Linked DNA regions of Homo sapiens: region 2 is linked to region 1. A link is an interaction called in ENCODE POLR2A ChIA-PET data of the cell type or tissue named here. Cell type or tissue: HepG2. All regions are shown on one strand. Links, peaks and the distances in the headings refer to the core of each region. The heading gives the core; the rest is flanking DNA.

Region 1 (6,702 bases), core at 667-5,666:
TTCTCTTTATTTCTTGGTCTTGTGTCTTTATTTATTACAATCTCTCTTCTCCGTACATGGGGAGAACACCCACTAAGCCCCATAGGGCTGGACCCTACATAGTCCCAGCTACTTGGGAGGCTGAGGTGAGAGGATCACTTGAGCCCAGGAGGCTGAGGCTGCAGGGAGCCACCATCACGCCACTGCACTCCAGCCTGGATGACAGAGTGACACCCTGTCTCAAAAAAAAAAAAAAGGCAGGGGTGCTGGGCACGGTGTCTCACACTTGTAATCCCAGCATTTTGGGGGGCCGAGGCCGGTGGATCACCTGAGGTCAGGAGTTTGAGACTAGCCTGGCCAACATGGTGAAATCTCATCTCTACTAAAAACACAAAAATTGGCCAGGTGTGGTGGCTCATGCCTGTAATCCCAGCACTTTGGGAGGCCAAGGCAGGCAGATCACCTGAGGTCAGGAGTTCAAGACCAGCCTGACGAACATGGAGAAACCCCGTCTCTACTAAAAATACAAAATCAGCCAGGTGTGGTGGTGCATGCCTGTAATCCCAGCTACTCGGGAGGCTGAGGCAGGAGAATCGCCTGAACCCAGGAGGCGAAGGTTGCAGTAAACCAAGATTGCGCCACTGCACTCCAGCCTGGGCAACTAGAGCAAAACTCTTGTCTTGGCCCGGCGCAGTGGCTCACGCCTGTAATCCCAGCACTTTGGGAGGCTGAGGCAGGCGGGTCACCTGAGAGCAGGAGTTCGAGACCAGCTTGGACAACATGGTGAAACCCCATCTCTACCAAAACTACAAAAATTAGCCGGGTGTGGTGGCAGGTGCATGTAATTCCAGCTACTCAGGAGGCTGAGGCGGGAGATTTGCTTGAACCCAGGAGGCGGAGCTTGCAGTGAGCTGAGATCGTGCCACTGCACTCCAGCCTGGGTGACAGAGCGACACTCCGTCTCAAAAAAAAGATAATTTTCTGTCTAGGACAAGTGGGGTGGCTCATGACTGTAATCCCAGCGCTTTGGGAGGCTGAGGTGGGTAGATCACCTGAGGTCAGGAGTTCGAATTTGGCCTGGCCAACATGGTGAAACCACATCTCTACTAAAAATACAAAATTAGCCGGGCGTGGTGACCAGTGCCTGTAATCGCAGCTACTTGGGAGGCTGAGGCTGGAGAATCACTTGAACCCAGGAGATGTAGGTTGCAGTGAGCCGAGATCATGCCAACTACAGCCTGGGCGACAGATTGAGACTCTGTCTCAAAAAAAAAAAAAAAAGCGTATGGTGGCGCGCGCCTGTAATCCCAGCACTTTGGGAGGCCGAGGTGGGCAGATTACCTGAAGTCAGGAGTTTGAGACCAGCGTCCCCAACATGGAGAAACCTGGTCTCTACTAAAAATACAAAAAATGAGCCGGCTGTGGTGGTGGGCACCTGTAATCCCAGCTTCTGGGGAGGCTGAGACAGGAGAATCGCTTCAGCCTGGGAGGCAAACCTTGCAGTGAACTGAGATCATGACACTGCACTCCAGCCTGGGCGACAAGAGCAAAACTCCCTCTCGAAAAGAAAAGAAAAGAAAAGAAAAGTTCATCTGTCCTTTGATCTGGCACATCTTTTATAATGGCCTGTTCTGCCTCTGCCTTGTCACTGAGCAGTGTGGGGAGAATTATGCCCATGAGTTGTGAGGAACTTCTGCATTCTTTTTTTTTTTTTTTTTTAAGATGGAGTCTCACTCTGTTGCCCAGGCTGGACTGCAGTGGCATGATCTTGGCTCACTGCAACCACTGCCTTCCAGGTTCAAGCGATTCTCCCGCCTCAGCCTCCCGAGTAGCTGGGATTACAGGTGCCTGCCACCACGCCTGTCTAATTTTTGTATTTTTAGTAGAGACAGGGTTTTGCCATGTTGGCCAGGCTGGTCTCAAACTCCTGACCTCAGGTGATCCGCCCGCCTCGGCCTCCCAAAGTGCTGGGATTACAGGCGTGCGCCACCGCGCCTGGCCTTTTTTTTTTTTGAGACAGGGTCTCACTCTGCCACTAAGGCTAGAGTGGCGCAATCTCGTCTCACTACAACCTCCGCCTCCGCCTCCCAGGCTCTTGGTCCTCCTACCTCAGCCTCCCAAAGTGCTGGGACGACAGGTGTGAGGCGCCACGTCCAGCCTAGTTCTCTCATCTTACAACGTTCAGGCCCCTGGGCGGGCACTGGAGGTGCTTTCACCATCTGAGACGATGTTTGCTGTCACGTGGGGAGGAGCTTGTCAACCCCATGTTCACACAGGAACTAGTGTCTAAGTGACACATCTCAGCATGTCCCATTCTTGTTTTTTTTTTTTTTGAGGCACAGAGTTTCGCTCTTGTCACCCAGCCTGGAGTGCAATGGCGAGATCATGGCTCACCGCAACCTCCACCTCCCGGGTTCAAGAGATTCTCCTGTCTCAGCTTCCCGAGCAGCTGGGATTATAGCCCTGCGCCACCATGCCTGACTAATTTTGTATTTTTAGTAGAGACAGGGTTTCTCCATGTTGGTCAGGCTGGTCTCAGACTCCCAACCCCCAACCTCAGGTGATCTACCCGCCTCAACCTCCCCAAGTGCTGGGATTACAGGTGTGAGCCACCACGCCCAGCCAGGACCCATTCATTTTTAACCACCTTGCTTTATCTGTTCAAAAGAGAAACAAATTCAGCATGTGTAAATAACTCTGACCACCCTCAATAGGAAGCAGACAGGGCCTTGAGTATTTCTCTCATCTCCTGACTCAGAATCGCAGCGTGTGTCTCTCTTCACCATACCGCACGGGTCCTGCTCGCTGACCCAGCCCGCCTGCTGTCCAGGGCTTCCTCTGTCTCTGCTCTGGGACCTCCCCATGGCCACGCATTCCGCCGCATGGTCTGGATCCCTCGCGGTGTCTGGGTTCAGCCATGCTCAGCCTCTGTGTCGGTCACCAGCCTAGAAACCCTGGAGCACCCCGGGCCGGAACCCTTCCCTCAGATCTGTCGTGAGTTCCCTTTCAGAGATCAAGCCCAGCCTGGCTCAGTCTTGCACCCCTTGGGATCCACGGCCTGTATAGTTACCCTAAAATAAACACAACACAAAACCAGGGCTCTCAAATGTCTGCTTTTCCTCCTGGGCCCCTGAGCTCTGACCCTGCCTGGCTGCACAGACTGTGACAAAGAGAGTATTCAGGGGCCTCGGGGGTGCAGGAGGCCAGGCTGCTCACCAGTACAGTGTGCACATAATCCCTTGGGAGGAGCCAACCTTGTTTTTGAGTCTGAAATGGAATGAGTAAGGCGTGGCCAAAGAAACCTCTGCACTCCACTGGCCCCAGGTGAAGTGGCTCTGCCTGAGTCCAGATGGTGGAGGAGGCCTTTGACCTGAAGTTGACTTTGTGTCTGACTTGCTCTGACTTCTGTCCCAAGGCACTCAGGGTTCTTGCTATGCCACCTTGTACCCTGGGGCCCTGCACTCCTCTCCTGAAATGAAGAACCCTGGAATTCTCTGTGTAATTAGAGCCACAGAACACCTGGGGAACCAGCGCCAACTTACCTTCTCAGCCTCCAGGAACCTACAGTTGAGATCTTCTAGGCTCTGTCTGTAAAGATGCTGAGAGGTATAATTCCTAGAGCTTTTTAATCTGTGGCCAACTGCAGTCATGAGCCACACAGCCCCTCTGAGTGCACTGCCATGGTGTGGAGAAGATTTACAGCCCCTCAAAGGGCTCCGTCTGATATTATTCAAAGCACCAAACACAGAGCATGGGCAAAAGCAAACATGACCAGTGGGTTCCTGATTGATGTCGGCACCTGGAGCCCTTCCCCACCTGCTGTGCTGGTCTTTGTTTCCTTGTGTATCGTTGCTCTGCCTGTAAGAACAGAGGGGCAGGCACCTACCTGGGGTTGCCCTGCTCTTTCCCCAGGCATGAGAAATCAGTGCCTGGTAAATTGGCATGAATGAGCAGCTGGTACCATGAGATAAACATTTTGGGGGTGTTTCTGTTAATGTGATAACTTGATAAAGTGATTGTCCAGCCCCAAGCACTGCTGGATTCATCATCATACTAAATGTCTCTAGTTTGTCCCCAAGCGGAGCAGCCCAGTTACTGATAATTTCCCTCTCCCAGGATTTCCTAATCTACTGGAAATGAAGGACAAGGAGCATGTTTTTAGATGCAGGCAATCCATAACTGTAGAAATGGCCTTGATCTAAAGCAAGCTTGTCCAACCCGCGGCCTGTGGGCTGCATGCGGCCCAGGAAAGCTTTGAATGCAGCCCAACACAAATTCTTAAACTTTCTTAAAACATTGTGAGATTTATGCACAGAGCTATTGTTAGTGTATTTTACGTGTGGCTCAAGACAATTCGTCTTCCAGTGTGGTCCAGGGAAGCCAAAAGATTGGACACCCCTGCTCTAAAGCTTTCCAAGCTGACTTAATGACTGACCTACATCAATCTCTACAGTGCTTCTCGTTGAGTCCCTTTTTCTGTTTGTTTGTTTTTTGAGACAGAGTCTCACTGTGTCACCAGGCTGGAGTGCAGTGGTGTGATCTCGGCTCACTGCAACCTCCGCCTCCTGGATTCAGGCGATTGTCCTGCCTCACCCTCCTGAGTAGCTGGGACTACAGGCATGTGCCACCATGCCCAGCTAATTTTTGTATTTTTATTTTTATTTTTTATTTATTTATTTTTTGAGACAGAGTCTCGCTCTGTCGCCCAGGCTGCAATGCAGTGGCGCAATCTTGGCTCACTGCAAGCTCCACCTCCCAGGTTCACGGCATTCTCCTGCCTCAGCCTCCCGAGTAGCTGGGACTACAGGCACCCCCCCACCACGCCCGGCTAATTTTTTTGTATTTTTAGTAGAGACAGGGTTTCACCGTGCTAGCCAGGATGGTCTCGATCTCCTGACCTCGTGATCTGCCCGCCTCAGCCTCCCAAAGTGCTGGGATTACAGGCGTGAGCCACTGTGCCTGGCCTTTTGTATTTTTAGTAGAGATGGGGTTTCACCGTGTTGGCCAGGATGGCCTTGATCTCCTGACCTTGTGATCTGCCTGCCTCGGCCTCCCAAAGTGCTGGGATTACAGGTGTGAGCCACCATGCCCGGCCATGTTTTATTTCTTTTTATTTTTTTTGAGATGGAGTCTTGCTCTGTTTCCCAGGCTGGAGTGCAGTGGTGCGATCTCGGCTCACTGCGACCTCCGCCTCCTGGGTTCAAGCAATTCTTCTGCCTCAGCCTCCCGAGTAGCTGGGATTATAGGCATGTGCCACCACGCCCTGCTAATTTTTTTTTTTTTAATTATTTTTCTAGTAGAGATGGGGTTTCACCATATTGGCCAGGCTGGTCTGGAACTCCTGACCTCGTGATCTGCCCCCTTGGCCTCCCAAAGTGCTGGGATTACAGGCTTGAGCCACCGTGCCCAGCCCTAACTTTTAAAATTTTTTACTAAAATCTCAGTGTTCTAAGTCCTGCTGGTGAGTCCATAGGGATCCCAGGTAGGATGGTGGATGCCAGTTCAGAGAGGGTCACTGTACCCCACTCACGTGACCTCAAGGGTCACTGTTCAGCCAGGTGAGTCAGCACTAGGTCCTTGCCAGGATGCAGCAGTGGCTGGAGGACTGAGCTCACAAATTACACCCTAAAACCTTGTGGTCGGTAAGGGACACGTGAGGCCCTTTGAGGAAGAGAGAAGGTCCCCTTGTGCCCCAGCCAGCTTCCCATTAGGGTAATTACCATCTTCTGCTCAAATGTCCCCGGCCAGTGCTGCACTGTGGCAGTGATGAGGCTGCACGTCCAAAGAGTGCTCTGGGGTGGTGGCCAGTCGTGGTGAGAGCAATGTCCCCCACCTTGACTTCTGGCAAGAAGCAGTGAGACCTACTCAGTGGGGTGTTGCAAATGGAAGTCTTTTTTTTTTTCTTTTTTTATTTTTGAGATGGAGTCTCGCTCTGTCGCCCAGGCTGGAGTGCAGTGGCGCGATCTCGGCTCACTGCAAGCTCCGCCTCCTGGGTTCACGCCATTCTCCTGCTTTAGCCTCCCCAGTATCTGGAACTACAGGCACCCGACACCACTCCTGGCTAATTTTTTGTGTTTTTTAGTAGAGACGGGTTTCACCATGTTAGCCAGGATAGTCTCAATCTCCTGACCTCTTGATCCATCCGCCTCGGCCTCCCAAAGTGCTGGGATTACAGGAGTGAGCCACCGCGCTCGGCCACAAATGGAAGTCTTTATCCCCGTGCATTCTGAAGGGAGAAACCACCCTGTGTGTGGGACCAAGGATCAGCCTCAGACATCAGCAGAGAACAATTCCCCATCATCACACACCTGGCAGTGTGTGGGCCAGGGACTTTGGTTACCACGAATGTAGAGCGTGCTGCTCCTGTGGAATAAGATGCCTCATGGAAGGTTTTCTGCTGTTGCTCTTCTAAGCCAGAACTTGAAATTCCTAACTTACCCATCGTTGGTACCCATGCTGCGGGTGGCAGGGACAAATCAGGAGGGGAGATCTGCTTGAGTGCCAGGTTTGTGGTACATGGTATTCAGGGCATGGCACCCCATCCCCACCCCGCTCATCTCCAATTTTCCTTCTGCAAAACCCCACTGCGCCTATTAGTCTTTATGCATCTATTTACTAGAGACAGGGTCTCACCGTCACCCAGGCTGGAGTGCAGTGGTGCAATCACAGCGCACTGCAACCTCGACCTCCCAGGCTCAAGTGGTCCTCCTGCCTTACCCTCCC
Region 2 (6,702 bases), core at 538-5,537, 66 kb after region 1:
CTATGCTGAGCGCTTCTTAGGAAACATCTCTTCTTTTTTCTAAATGTGTGGATGGTACATAGTGTTTGACTTATGCTGTCCTTTAGGAAGTAAATACAGTGTAATAGGTCTCTTTTAAGATAAATAATTTTGTTATTGTTACAATATTTAAAATAATGTCAGTGTGGTGATTAAGAGGTTGTTTTGGGGCTTTTAGGAAAACGGACTAGAAGATATCGATCGCATCCTAGAGAGGATTGAGGACAGCACTGGGTTGAACCGTCCCGGCCCAGCTCCCCTGAGCTCCAGGAAGCACGTTCTCTACGTGGAGCACAGGTGTGGCCCCCGCCCTTCTCTGCGGCTGCCCTTCTCTGCGGCTGCCCTTCTCTGCGGCTGCCCTTCTCTGCGGCTGCCCTTCTCTGTGGCTGCCACAGAGACTTCGTGGGAGGAAAAGGTTCTCTAAAAAAGGAAAAATAAAATGTACTGTCTTTATTTAAAAATCATATGAGTTTATTGGCTGGGCGTGGTGGCTCACGCCTGTAATCCCAGCACTTTGGGAGGCCAAGGCAGGCGGATCATGAGGTCAGGAGATCGAGACCATCCTGGCTAACATGGTGAAACCCCCTCTCTACTAAAAATACAAAAAATTAGCTGGGCGTGGTAGCGGGCGCCTTATAGTCCCAGCTACTCGGGAGGCTGAGGCAGGAGAATGGCGTGAACCCAATAGGTGGAGCTTGCAGTGAGTCGAGATTGTGCCACTGCACTCCAGCCTGGGCAACACTGCGAGACTGTGTCTCAAAAAAATAATAATAATAATAATATGAGTTTGTTATTACTCATTTAGGAAATAGGCCGGGCCCGGTGGCTCACGCCTGTAATCCCAGCACTTTGGGAGGCTGAGGTGGGCAGATCACCTGAGGTCAGGAGTTTGAGACCAGCCTGACCAAGATGGAGAAACCCCATCTCTAGTAAAAGTACAAAATTAGCCAGGCGTGGTGGCGCATGCCTGTAATCCCAGCTACTCAGGGGGCTGAGGCCAGAAAATTGCTTGAACCTGGGAGGCGGAGGTTGCGGTGAGCTGAGATTGTGCCACTGCACTCCAGCCTGGGCAACGAGCAAAACTCCGTCTCAAAAAAAAGAAAAAAAAAATACAAAAATTAGCTGGATGTGGTGGTGGGTGCCTGTAATCCCAGCCACTCAGGAGGCTGAGGCAGGAGAATCGCTTGAACCCGGGAGGCAGAGGTTGCAGTGAGCCGAGATCGAGATCGCGCCACTGCACTCCAGCCTGGGTGATACAGCGAGACTCTGTCTCCCGACAAAAGGAAATAGGAACAAGGAGGAAAGGAAGTCATCCATATTTCAGAGAACTTCTAGTTTTACTTCTTATGTATATTAGAGAGTTCCTTCTTTTTCTTTTTTTTAAGAGACAGGATCTCTCTATCACCCAGGCTGGAGTTCAGTGGTGTGATCATAGCCCACTGCAGCCTCGACCTCCTGGGCTCAGGAGATTCTCTTGCCTCAGTCTCCCAAAATGCTGGAATTACAGGTGTGAACCACCACGTCTGGTCAAAAAGTTCCTCCTTACCCTGTCATCCTTGGATGATTAATTCATCTCTTGGTCTTACAGATGCTTAATGAATCGCTGTCCCTACTTCAGAAATTATTGCCAGCTTAAAAAAAAAAAAGCTCCGTGGAGTCAGTTAAGACGCAGTAGTGTAGTCCCAGGGTGCGTGCACTGCCCCGACTCAGCCTCAGAAACAGACGTGTGCCACACACAGTGCCTCTTGACACAGCACTCACCGAGCGCCCTCACGGCACAGTGACGGCAGCTTCCCCATGGTGCCCGCAGTGGCGAGGCCTCAGCTGTGGTTGGGGTGGTGATTTTAGAGAAAGGCCTGGAAGCTGCCTTTCAAACCAAAAATCCGTGTTCTCTCCTTGACTATTAGGTGGCTTTCTGAAGCTTTTGGAATCGTCTTAGAACATAATTTCATGTTTTTTTTCTACAATTTTCAATTCCCCAGACACTTGAATCCAGACACAGAACTGAAAAGGTATTTTGGTGCCCGGGCAATCCTGGGGGAGCAAAGGTAAGGTCCACAGTGAGCTGCATTCTCACAGCTGCTTCATTCCTTCTTAGACTCTTGGCCGGGGGTGGTGTTCCTGAAGCTAGTTTACCCTTGAGGGAGAGTATTTAAAGCCAGAGTGCACACGTAACCCTTAGAATTGGGGTCTGAATGGGAGTCCACAGATTGTCTGTGTATAACCTTGTCTGTGACCGTGGGTTGTAGAGATGCTCAGAGTAGCTGGTCTCCATCCCTCACACTGCCTTGTCCAGCATGAGGTTTCAAAAGCCATGCCGAGTGCAGTGCTCACGCCTGTAATCCCAGCACTTTGGGAGGCTGAGGCGGACAGATCACCTGAAGTCAGGAGTTTGAGACCAGCTGGGCAACATAGTGAAACCCCGTCTCTACTGAAAATACAAAAATTAGCTGGGCGTGGTGGGCAGGCATCTGTAATCCCAGCTACTCAGGAAGCTGAGGCGGGACATTCGCTTGAACCCAGGAGGCAGAGGTTGCAATGAGCTGAGATCACACCACTGCACTCCAGCCTGGCCGACAGAGCGAGACCGTGTCTCAAAAAAAAGTTTTCAAAAGCTGTTAAATTTTAAGATTCTAGTTTTGTCGTGGTGGCTCACGCCTGTAATCCCAGCACTTTGGGAGGCCAAGGCGGGCGGATCACCTGAGTTCACGAGTTCGAGATCAGCCTGACCAACATGGAGAAACCCCGTCTCTACTAAAAATACAAAAAATTAGCCAGGCATGGTCGTGCATGCCTGTAATCCCAGCTACTCAGGAGGCTGAGGCAGGAGAATCGCTTGAAACCGGAGGCAGAGGTTGCGGTGAGCTGAGATCGTGACGTTGCACTCCAGCCTGGGCAACGAGAGCGAAACTCCATCTCAAAAAAAAAAAAAAGATTCTAGTTTTGCTTCTCAGAGCAAAACTAATGTGAAGGTCAGGTTCTGAGATAAGTTTCTTTCTCTCTTTCTTTCTTTTTTTTTTTTTTTGAGGCAGATTCTTGCTCTGTCGCCCAGGCTGGAATGCAGTGGTGTGATCCTGGCTCACTGCAACCTCCGCCTCCTGGGTTCAGGCAATTCTGCCTCAGCCTCCCGAGTAGCTGGGATTGCAGGTGCACGCCACCACGCCCAGCTAATTTTTTTTTTTTTTTTTTTTTTTTTTAGTAGAGACGGGGCTTCACCATGTCGGCCAGGCTGGTCTCGAACTCCTGACCTCAGGTGATCCACTTGCCTTGGCCTCCCAAAGTGCTGGGATTACAGGCGTGAGCCATGGCGCCCGGCCCAGATAAATTTCATCTGTGTCCATTCAGTAGTTCTTAGCAGTTGGGCAGCCCCAGATGAGGATGGCTGGCTGCGATGGGGAGCACAGGGTCTTTCAGCTCCTTAGAGGAGGAAGAGCAGGGGGGGTGTCTGCTTCTGGGACTTTATGTAGGAGGTATATTCCACCTCTGGACTCTCCATCGAAGTGTCCAGAAGGCTTTGTCTTTTTTTTATTTATTTATTTTTATTTTTTTATTTTTTAGAGACAGGGTCTTGCTGGGTTGTCCAGTCTGGTTTTGAACTCGTGGCCTCAAGTGATCCTCCCATCTCAGTCTCCCAAATAGCTGGGACTACCGGCACATGCCACCGCTAATTTATTTTATTTTATTTTTTATAGAAACAAGGTCTTACTTTGTTGCCCAGGGTGATGTCAAACTCCTGGCTTCAAGCGATTCTCCTCCCTCTACCTCCTAAAGTGCTAGGATTACAGGCATGAGCCACCACGCCCAGCCAGACACATCCTGTTTTATTGGACCATGGAGAGTATTGCTGGTCTATAACATGCCCTGGGTTTGCACGTCTGAGTTCTTTTTTTTTTTTTTCGAGACAGAATTTTGCTCTTGTTGCCCAGGCTGGAGTGCAATGGCTCAATCTTGGCTCACCACAACCTCCGCCTCCCGGGTTCAAGTGATTCTCCTGCCTCAGCCTCCTGAGTAGCTGGGATTACAGGCATGTGCCACCATGTCCAGCTAATTTTGTGTTTTTAGTAGAGATGGGGTTTCTCCATGTTGGTCAGGCTCGTCTCGAACTCCCAACCTCAGGTGATCCACCCGCCTCAGCCTCCCGAAGTGCTGGGATTACAGGTGTGAGCCACCGTGCCTGGTCTGCACGTCTGAGTTCTAAGCATTGTTTTCTTTTTTTGAAATGGAGTCTCGCTCTGTCACCTAGGCTCTGGAGCTCAGTGGTGCGATCTCAGCTCACTGCAACCTCCGCCTCCTGGGTTCAAACGATTCTCCTGCCTCAGCTTCCCAAGTAGCTGGGATTACAGGCGAGTGCCACCATGCTCGGCAAATTTTTGTATTTTTGGTAGAGACGGGGTTTCACCATGTTGGCCAGGCTGGTCTCGATCTCCTGACCTCAAGTGATCCGCCAGTCTCGGCCTCCCAAAGTGCTGGGATTACAGCCCTGAGCCACTGCGCCCGGCCTCCCAAAGTGCTGGGATTACAGGCGTGAGCCACCACACCCAGCCTAAGTGTTGTTTCTGCACCATGGTATACCCAGGTCATTTCCTCACCCCAATGGTAGCATGTGTCCAGATGTTGGCTACAGTCCCCGGTGTCTGCAGGCATTTCTGTGAAACTGCCCAAGAATGAGTATATATCCTGCATGCTGCCAGTGCCTTCAGTAGAGTTACGTGGCTCACACTGAGTGTCTGCCCAGGTCCTTCACCTTCTTACTCGTAGTCGACGGTAGTGGTTTGGAAACCTGCCGTCGTGTGTGGGCAGAAGTGTTGGGGTTTTGATTGTGGGTAGATCAAGGATGTTTTCATATGCTGTTGTTCACGCCTTCCCTGGATTTCTAACAGGTTTTGCTTTATATTTTACTTTACATTTTTGGTGTTGATGGGTTTCTTCGGGAATATTAATTAAAAATAGACTTTAAAATGTCACTTTGTCATCTGCATTTCTCTGAGCTGAGGGTTCCACCTCGTCCCACCCTTTGTTTGCATCTGCTTGGTCTGTCTTGGTCATTTCTTTATATTTTTGCATGGTTTTATTTCTGCAAATTATAATTATTAATAGTAATTAGTATTATAACTGTTAATACTGATTACTCGTAGTAATTAGTTGACAATAATTGCCTTTATTATTTTTATAGTATTATTAAACTTTTTTGTTTATTTATTTCTTTAAAAATTTAAGTCCTACCAAAAGACTTACATGGAGAAGCCACAGTTTCCTTTTTATTCATTCCTTGTCCTGCTCCTCCAAGACAAAGACCTGGCCTGTTTCCATTTCTCCTTCTGGTGGTTCTCTCAGAAGCTCAGAATAACAGGCACTGCTTTCTCTTGGGTCCTTGACTTCCTACTACGACAGCCCGGTCAGCTCATCGCCCCCGCACTTCAGCACACTCCTCCCATTGCTCAGGGCGCCTGCCAGCCTTCAGAGCTCCTCCAGGCTCCTGTCCCCTGCCCCCTCCTGGCATCTGCCCAGGCTGCCTCGTTGGGTCTGTTCTGGAGGCTTCCTTACTTGTTTTGTGGGATAGCTCACCGCAGGTCAGGCCATCCCTGGGATTCTGTACATCTGGCCCAGGAGAGTGCTGAAGGGCTGACTCTCCTAGGCCTGGGCGTGTGCTACAGGCAGGAGAAGCAGGCTGGGGCCACCTTCATGTCAGGAGGGCCCACCACACTGGCCTCCACTCTGCGGTGGCTGAACTGTGGGGAGCCCGGGGCCAGGGCAGGGATGGCCCCGTGGGAAGGGAGCTGCACCGTGCTGATGGTGACCGTGGGCATGGCTGCTGCTGTCTGTGCTGCCGCGGCTGCCACGCCCCACCTGTCTGGTGCCTGTGTGCTCAGGCAGAGTGCCCTGACCTCTGTTATTTGGGGGTCTCTGCCACAGGGGTCAGGCCCACTCTAAGCACTGGTCAGCTGGTATCTGAGCTGGGCAGGTGGGGCAGCATGGAAAAGGCATGGAGCTGCTGTTACCTCAGAGATGGTTGGTTTCTTAAGTTGAGTGATGGGCATGTGGATATTAGTACGTTGTTCTCTTTCTTTTCGTTTTCTTTTTTTATTTTCCTCTTGAGACAGGGCCTTGCTCTGTCGTCCAGGCTGGAGTGCTGGGATCACAGGTGCAGGCCATCACGCCAGGCTAATTTTTAAAACCCTTTGTAGAAATGGGGTTTTGCTGTCTTGCCCAGGCCAGTCTCGAACTCCTGGGTTCAAGAAATTCTCCCATCTTGGCCTCTCAAAGTGCTGGGATTACAGGTGTGAGCCCCCGTGCCCAGCCAGAATTGTTTCTTTCTCTCTATGGGGCCCTCCCTGCTGCACCCGTCCCACAGCAGTTGCTGACGCTTGTTTGCATCCTGTCCTTAATGCGTCCCCACCCTGCCCCACATGCCTTCTCTGCCCCTCAGTTTTGCTTCCACAGCCCGTGCAGGGATCAGGCAGCCAAGCCTTGGTCCCCACACGCCACAGGAAGTAAAGCTGTACCTGTGTCCCGTTCTCCCCAGGCCACGGCAGAGACAACGTGTGTACCCCAAGTGCACATGGCTGACCACCCCTAAAAGCACCTGGCCCCGCTACAGCAAACCAGGTGAGGGTCTGCAGATGCTGCTGGGGATGGAGGGTTGGGGGGCGTTGTCTGTGCACTGGCCCCGGTACAGCAAACCAG

The links. ChIA-PET counts read pairs that join two places held together with the same protein. Peaks named below come from ENCODE experiments on the same cell type or tissue, not always from the same donor. Only the 100,000 strongest peaks of a DNase experiment are listed, where the experiment ranks them.
Region 2: POLR2A ChIA-PET joins it to region 1 with 7 read pairs; 23 of 35 experiments call an interaction of 5 or more read pairs at or near these places.

The regions. Positions count from the first base shown.
Region 1 is chr16:89,819,496-89,826,197 of GRCh38, forward strand. No RefSeq gene overlaps it. Among named protein-coding and RNA genes, the nearest start is that of SPIRE2, 5.6 kb to the right of the region's middle. RefSeq lists an enhancer at 2,698-2,867. In HepG2, for the core only: no CTCF peak of the experiment used is centred there; DNase peaks (open chromatin) are centred at 2,226, 3,176, 3,757 and 4,446; H3K4me3 peaks cover 1,961 bases.
Region 2 is chr16:89,885,652-89,892,353 of GRCh38, forward strand. TCF25 (TCF25 ribosome quality control complex subunit) reads left to right here. Exons shown (of 18, transcript NM_014972.3): 4 at 197-315; 5 at 2,001-2,066; 6 at 6,542-6,624. Among named protein-coding and RNA genes, the nearest start is that of TCF25, 15 kb to the left of the region's middle. In HepG2, for the core only: no CTCF peak of the experiment used is centred there; no DNase peak of the experiment used is centred there.